Regions from separate parts of the Homo sapiens genome. Here regions 2 and 3 are each linked to region 1. Evidence: chromatin loops called from intact Hi-C (ENCODE). Cell type or tissue: gastrocnemius medialis. All regions are shown on one strand.

Region 1 (2,500 bases):
TTTTAATCATTAAATAAAATGTGCAAAATGTGCCTAAAAACCCATTTGTTAAAAGATCCACGCTTAGGACAGGAGTGGAATGTGCTTTACTGTCTCTACCTTTCATGGATTAACAACACTCTTCTGACTTACAGGGAGTTCATGATAATCAGCTTCACTGTAGAAATAGCTCTAATGATCATAATTGCAGATCTAAATTCTGATATTTTGGTTTTAAACAAATCCTCTGAAAAATGATTAGGATGTCTGAAAATAAAAACTTTAAGAAACTGTACCTCAAAATGTACTGCTTTACCCATGTTGTAATAGGTTTACTTTCTTTCTTTTTTTTTTTTTTTTTTTTTTTGAGACGGAGTCTCACTCTGTCACCAGGCTGGAGTGTAGTGGCACGATCTTGGCTCACTGCAACCTCTGCCTCCCGGGTTCACGTGATTCTCCTGCCTCAGCCTCCCAAGTAGCTGGGACTACAGGCACCCGCCACCACACCCAGCTAATTTTTGTATTTTCAGTAGAGACGGGGTTTTACCATATTGGCCAGGCAGGCCTCGAACTCCTGACCTTGTGATCCACCCGACTCGGCCTCCCAAAGTGCTGGGATTATAGGCATGAGCCACCATGTCTGGCCTGCTTTCTAAGAATATAAAAGTTATATTTGGGAGAGCTGGGCACGGTGGCATGCACCTATATTTCCAGCTTCTCAGGAGGCTGAGGCAGGAGGAGCGCTTGAGCCCAGGAGTTCAAGGCTGCAGGGAGCTATGATTGTGCCACTGCACTCCAGCCTGCGTGACAGAGCAAGACCCTATCTTAAAAAAGACCCTAAAAAAAGTTAAATTTGGGTTTACTTTCCACCTGAACATTAAGGTCCCTTCTCAGTCTTAATATTCTGTGAACCTGTATACTATAAATGATATGTATGAAATGGGATATTTGATTTTTTTCCATCTATTCCATGATGATATGGAAAAAAATAGGGGTTCTGTAAATTTCATGGCAGATACATTGATATTTTCATGTCATGGCACTTTTAAGATTTTCCACAAGTATGTGTATTTATTCAGAGTTTGCATTTATTTAACACAAGAGAGTTCACGATAATCAGCTTCACTATGGAAATAGCTCTAATGAAGGCCGAATCATGGTTCTTCAAGAAGCCACTTGGTAAGAGATGAGGAGGGTTGTCTTATGATGGTAATTTAGGAATAATGTGGCAGAGTTAAAAAACATTAATTCATAGTATATTTGAAATGTGGTGTTAGAGTGCCATCTAGTGGACTAGAATAACAGTTCTCTATGGAGGAAAACGCTTCCTGAAAGCCAGAGGTTCAGACCTTGAATATTGGAGCTGAAAAGGGCCTTAGAAATTATCTGTCCACCCATCTCATTTTACACATGGGGAAACTGAGACCCAGAGGGATGAAGGACTTAGTCAAGATCACACAGCTAGTTAGAGGCAAAACTGGGACTAGAACCCAGATCTCCCAAGGTCCTGTCTATTTTACTGCACTGCTGCTTAGAGTCCAAAGGGGCCAGGCGTGGTGGTTCATGCCTGTAATCCCAGCACTTTGGATGGGAGGATCACTTGAGGCCAGGAGTTCAAGACCAGCCTGGGCAACATGGAGAAACTCCGGCTCTACTAAAAATAGAAAAATTAGGCCAGGCGCGGTGGCTCACGCCTGCAATCCCAGCACTTTGGGAGGCCGAGGCGGGTGTGGATCACAAGGTCAGGAGTTCAAGACCAGCCTGGCCCAAATGGTGAAACCCTGTCTCTACTAAATATACAAAAATTCGCCGGGTGTGGTGGCGGGCGCCTGTAGTCCCAGCTACTCAGGAGGCTGAGGCAGGAGCATTGCTTGAACCTGGGAGGTGGAGGTTGTGGTGAGCCGATATTGTGCCATTGCACTCCAGCCTGGGTGACAGAGTAAGACTCCGTCTCAAAAAAAAAAAAAGAAAAGAAAAATTAGCTAGGCGTGGTTGTAGTGAGCTGAGGTAACACCATTGCACTCCAGCATGGGCAACAGAGCGAGACTCCATCTCAAAAAAAAAAAAAAAAGAGACCAGCCTGGTCAACACAGCGAGACCCCATCTCTACTTCTTATAAATTAAAATTGTTTATTGAAAAAAAAAAAAGTGTCGAAAGGAAGAGGAAACTGAGAGCTTTGATGAGGTCTCCAGACACTCTGGTCAGTGTTAAATCTTAAGGGGTAGAAAAGATCAAAAGAGTCTAAATTGTCTTGGAGACATAGCTCTTATACATTTATAGTTCTAATTTTTAAGAATTACAACATTTTGTTTCTATGAAAAGATTTTATATACATATATACTATGGAAGATTTAGAGACTAGAAAAGTATAAAGAGGAAAATAAAACTTACCTATAGTTTAGAAAGCAGGTAGCAAAAACAGCATGTATAACATGCTCTCTTTCCAGATTTGTTAATGTACATATAGTAGTAATTTTATTTTTTTCTTTATGCTTCTCTGTCTTTCAGATATTCTGCATT
Region 2 (2,500 bases), 120 kb before region 1:
CCTTGGATCAGAGTAATCTGTTTCTAACCCACTTCCATTCCCAGGGATTACCTCTCCAGGGGGAGGGAGACAGAAATAAACCTAACAATTTAGTGCTAGAAACTTGGGAAAGAAGCTCCAGGAGTGCCTTGGAGGGCTGTAGGCATGGGGTTCCAGTAGCCTGGGAACTTCTTCTCATATGCTGGAGTACCCTGTAAAAGGGTCCACAAACTTGAAAAGCAATGCCTAGTGTGGCAAGAATAGGCACTCTATAAATGTGCCTATTGGATGAAAGAATGAAAAATGTATGGATTGTGGGCAGATGAAGGCAGAAACAATTTCCTTGTTATACCTACAACCTTTATGTCCTTGTATGCACACCAATTTATGGCTAAAATCAGTCAACCACAAATAAGGAAGTGCGATAGAGTGGAAACACCTCTGGATTGGGAGACAGGAGATATGGATTCTAGTACCACCATTGCCGACATTGATTTGCTCTTTGGCCTTTGGCAAATCGCTTTGCCCAAAGTCACTTTGTTCTCTGATCACTAATTTTCTCCATTAAAAAAAAAAAAGTCTCAGCCGGGCACAGTGGCTCACACCTGTAATCCCAGCACTTTGGGAGGCCAAGGCGGGTGGATCACGAGGTCAGGAGTTTGAGACCAGCCTGGCAAAGATAGTGAAACCCCATCTCTACTAAAAATACAGCTGGGCGTGGTGGCATGTGCCTATAGTCCCAGCTACTCAGGAGGCTGAGGCAGGAGAATCACTTGAACCCGGCAGGTGGAGGTTGCAGTGAGCCGAGATCATGCCACTGCACTCCAACCTGGGCAACAGAGCGATACTCCGTCTCAAAAAAAGTCTCCCTCTAGAGCCCTAAAGGCCTCCAGTCCTGTGTTATGTATATTGAGCCCCTATTAATAATGTACAAAGGCCTAAGCTCATTTATATACTGACAGTGACTCATTTTGGGGGTCCCTTGTGAACCAAGTGCTTGGCACACATTTTCTCTAGTCTGTATTCCTTCCTCTACCCTGCATGACCCTGCTATACAAAAATCTACCTTCCGGGCAGGCACGGTGGCTCACGTCTGTAATTCCAGCACTTTGGGAGGCCGAGGCAGGTGGATTGCCTGAGCTCAGGAGTTCAAGACCAGCCTGGGCAACATGATGAAACCGTATCTCTACTAAAATACAAAAAATTAGCCGGGTATGGCGGCGTGCATCTGTAGTCCCAGCTATTTGAAAGGTTGAGGCAGGAGAATTGCTTGAACCTGGGAGGCGGAGGTTGCAGTGAGCCAAGATCGTGCCATTGCACTCCAGCCTGGGCAACAGAGCAAGACTCCATCTCAAAAAAAAAAAAACAACAAAAAAAGTCTATCTTCCAGCTGACCATTCTTTTGGGATGCTCTCCTGTGGCTGGGTGAAGGCTTCCTTCTCAGCTCTTTGGGATTGGAAACAGGGAAGCTGTGCGAATGCAGAAAACTTCCACTAGAGGGTACCAAGGCTGCACCGGATCTCAGACTGCAGGGAGGCCTGTGTAAACCCAATTCCTGGATGTTTAAATACCTATGTTGAGAGATTCAGGGATCTCCATTAATTCCTCACTACCAGTGGGAGGTGGGCGAGAGATAAAAAACTACATATTGGGTACAGTGTACACTACTTGAGTGACTGGTGTATTAAAATCGCAGACTTTACCACTATACAAATCATCCATGTAACCAAAACCACTTGTACCCCAAAAGCTATTGAAATAAAAAAAATTAATTTTAAAAAATTGCTCAGCCGGGTGCGGTGGCTCACGCCTGTAATCCCAGCACTTTGGGAGGCCAAGGCGGGCGGATCACGAGGTCAGGAGATTGAGACCATCCTGGCTAACGTGGTGAATCCCCGTCTCTACTAAAAATACAAAAACAAAAAATTAGCCGGGCGTGGTCGCGGGCGCCTGTAGTCCCAGCTACTCGGGAGGCTGAGGCGAGAGAATGGCGTGAACCCAGGAGGCGGAGCTTGCAGTGAGCCGAAATCGCGCTGCTGCACTCCAGCCTGGGCGACAGAGCGAGACTCCATCTCAAAAAAGGCTTTTTTTTTTTTTTGAGAACGGAGTTTCACTCTTGTTGCCCAGGCTAGTGTGCAATGGCTCGATCTCGGCTCACCGCAACCTCGGCCTCCCAGGTTCAAGCAATTCTCTTTCCTCAGCCTCCCGAGTAGCTGAGATTACAGGCATGCACCACTACGCCCGGCTAATTTTGTATTTTTAGTAGAGACGGGGTTTCCCCATGTTGAGTCTGGTCTCGAACTCCTGACCTCAGGTGATCCGCCTGCCTCAACCTCCCAAAGTTCTAGGATTACAGGTGTGAGCCACCGCGCCCGGCCCCTTGAAAAGCTTTTAAGAAGTCTCTACTATTTGGACATCATTTTGCTTTCTTCATTTTGATTACTTCAAATCAAAGAAAGCTTGGCATAATGAAATTCGTGGGGGCTCTGGCAACTGATGTAGATCTTGCTCCACTATTTCC
Region 3 (2,500 bases), 250 kb before region 1:
CTTGTAGATAAATATTTATAAAACCCTGTGCTTATACAAAGTTATTTTCCCTTAGTAGGCTATTGACACAAAATCAACTGCTTTTCCAAGAAAAGCTGTTGATTCTCATGGTATAATAATTTCTTTTTTGCAGCATTCCAGGATGCCTTGAAGATTTTCTGTAGGATAAAAGGTGGTCGAGTTTCAACTGATGACGTGTTTGCTGTTTTGGATAGCATGGGTATCCCTATAAACCGTGAAATTTTAGAAGAAGTGACAAAACATACCTATATTGACAGTGAGTTATTTGCATTGAGATATATATGTCCATATATATGTGCATATATTTATACATTTTTTTCCGGATATCAATTTTGTGATCTGTCCTTTGCTTCTCCTTTTTTCTCTTGATTCTTACCTTTTGCCATTGACACTGTTTACTGGTGTCTATAGTAAGAAATAGTCTAGAAAAATTAAATGAGAGGTTTCTAAAATTGTTATAGTTTGGTATGTTTGGTTAAAGAATAAAATGAATTTTAAAAAATTCAGCCTTACATCTCTTTTCCAAGTCATTTCTGGTCTTTGTGGAGAAGTAGTTTCTTGTAGTATCAAGAGCATTGACTCCACAAGTTAGAAGACCTAAATTTCTTGAATTCTCAATTTTATTATGTAGCTTTGATTAAACAATTTTGCTATGCCCTTCAGTTGCTCTCTGCACAATGTGGATTGCTTTAAACATGATAAAAATATTTAGCAGGTGTTTTGTATTACATGTTTACTTGTAACCAGAGGATGTCCTATCATAATTAGTGATTAATTGATTGATTCATTTGTTTTATTATTGTGGGCGGCAAGCCAACCAGGTGCCGAGGCAAGAGACTGAGGGCACGAGCTGTTCCAGTATAATAAAATATGTAAAATAAGTATAGTTATACTAGATATAGATCTTTGATATGATTATATATGAATATAATTAATCATTAGTTTGTAGCAATTACTCTTTATTTCAATATTATAATAATCCTCGCTCTACAATCATAACCTAGGAAAAATCAGGCCATACAGAGATAGGAGCTGAGGGGACATAGTGAGAAATGACCAGAAGACAGGAGTGTGAGCCTTCTGTTATGCCTGGACAGGGCCACCAGAGGGCTCCTTGGTCTACCGGTAATGCCAGCGTCTGGGAAGATGTCTGTTGCCAAGCAGACCGTGGTCTAGCGGTAGCGTCAGTGTCAAGGAAAAACACCCGCTACTTAGCAGACTGGGAAAGGCAGTCTCCCTTTCCCCGGGGGAGTTTAGAGAAGACTCTACTCCTCCACCTCTTGTGGAGGGCCTGACGGAGGGCCTGACTGATGTCAGGCCTGCCCGCAGTTATCCGGAGGCCTAACCGTCTCCCTGTGGTGTTGTGCTTCAGTGGTCACACTCCTAGTCTGCCTTCATGTTCCATCCTGTACACCTGGCTCTGCCTTTTAGATAGCAGTAGCAAATTAGTGAAAGTACTAAAAGCAGAAATAATGGCGTAAGCTGTCTGTCTGTCTGTCTGTCTCTCTCTGCCTTGGCTGCCAGGCAGGGAAGGGCCCCCTGTCCAGTGGACACGTAACCCATGTGACCTTACCTATCAATGGAGATGGCTCACACTCCTTACCCTGCCCCTTTGTTTTGTATCCAATAAATATCAGCGCAACCTGGCATTCGGGGCCACTACCAGTCTCCGCATCTTGGTGGTAGTGGTACCCCGGGCCCAGCTGTCTTTTCTTTTATCTCTTTGTCTTGTGTCTTTATTTCTACACTCTCTCGTCTCCGCACACGGGGAGAAAACCCACTGACCCTGTGGGGCTGGACCCTACAATTATTTTATTATTTTTAGAGACAGTGTCTCACTCTGTTGCCCAGGCTGTAGTGCGGTGTTGTGATCATAGCTTGCTGTAATATTGACCTCCTAGGCTCAATAATCCTCCCACCTCATCTTCCTGAATAGCTAGGACTATAGGTGTGCACCATCATGCCAGGCTAATTTTTATTTTGTAGAGATGAGGTCTTGCTATGTTTCCTAGGCTGGTCTCAAACTTCTGGAAGCAAGTGATCCTCCTGCCTCAGCCTGCTGAGTAGCTGGAATTACAGGCATGAGCCACTGGGCCCAGCCTGATTCATTCACTTAATGAATCAGATAGTCAGTCATTTAATATCTACTATGCCTGGAACTGTGCTAGGTGATGCAAAGATGAATAAAACACACTTCTTTTTTTTTTTTTTTTGAGGGAGCTCACGTTCAAGTGTGGAAAGAGTCAAGTAAACCGAAAATTAAAATGCTCCATGGCAAATACTATAATAGAGTGTACATAGGCTGCTAATACATACTGGAAGCCTTAGGGAAAGATTATCAGAGGGGCTGATGTCTGAGCTAAATCTTGAAGGATCAGTATGAATTAAGTAGTTGAAGGTGGTAGCAAAGAGTGAGAAAAACATCTTAAGCCAAAGGAACAGTTTGTGTAAATATGGCAGAAAAATAATCAGACATGAC

The links. Peaks named below come from ENCODE experiments on the same cell type or tissue, not always from the same donor. Only the 100,000 strongest peaks of a DNase experiment are listed, where the experiment ranks them.
Region 2: it touches region 1 in a loop (5-fold over the local background); 46 of 110 quality-filtered maps call a loop at or near these places.
Region 3: it touches region 1 in a loop (9-fold over the local background); 35 of 110 quality-filtered maps call a loop at or near these places.

The regions. Positions count from the first base shown.
Region 1 is chr17:47,614,751-47,617,250 of GRCh38, forward strand. All of the region lies in intron 19 of NPEPPS (aminopeptidase puromycin sensitive), which reads left to right. Among named protein-coding and RNA genes, the nearest start is that of KPNB1-DT, 33 kb to the right of the region's middle. RefSeq lists an enhancer at 1,231-1,732. In gastrocnemius medialis, a CTCF peak has its summit at 1,269 (motif pointing left); no DNase peak of the experiment used is centred here; H3K27ac peaks cover 718 bases.
Region 2 is chr17:47,499,322-47,501,821 of GRCh38, forward strand. No RefSeq gene overlaps it. Among named protein-coding and RNA genes, the nearest start is that of NPEPPS, 31 kb to the right of the region's middle. In gastrocnemius medialis, a CTCF peak has its summit at 1,513 (motif pointing right); no DNase peak of the experiment used is centred here; H3K27ac peaks cover 250 bases.
Region 3 is chr17:47,361,245-47,363,744 of GRCh38, forward strand. EFCAB13 (EF-hand calcium binding domain 13) reads left to right here. Exons shown (of 25, transcript NM_152347.5): 10 at 134-277. Among named protein-coding and RNA genes, the nearest start is that of EFCAB13, 39 kb to the left of the region's middle. RefSeq lists a silencer at 979-1,273. In gastrocnemius medialis, a CTCF peak has its summit at 1,106 (motif pointing right); no DNase peak of the experiment used is centred here.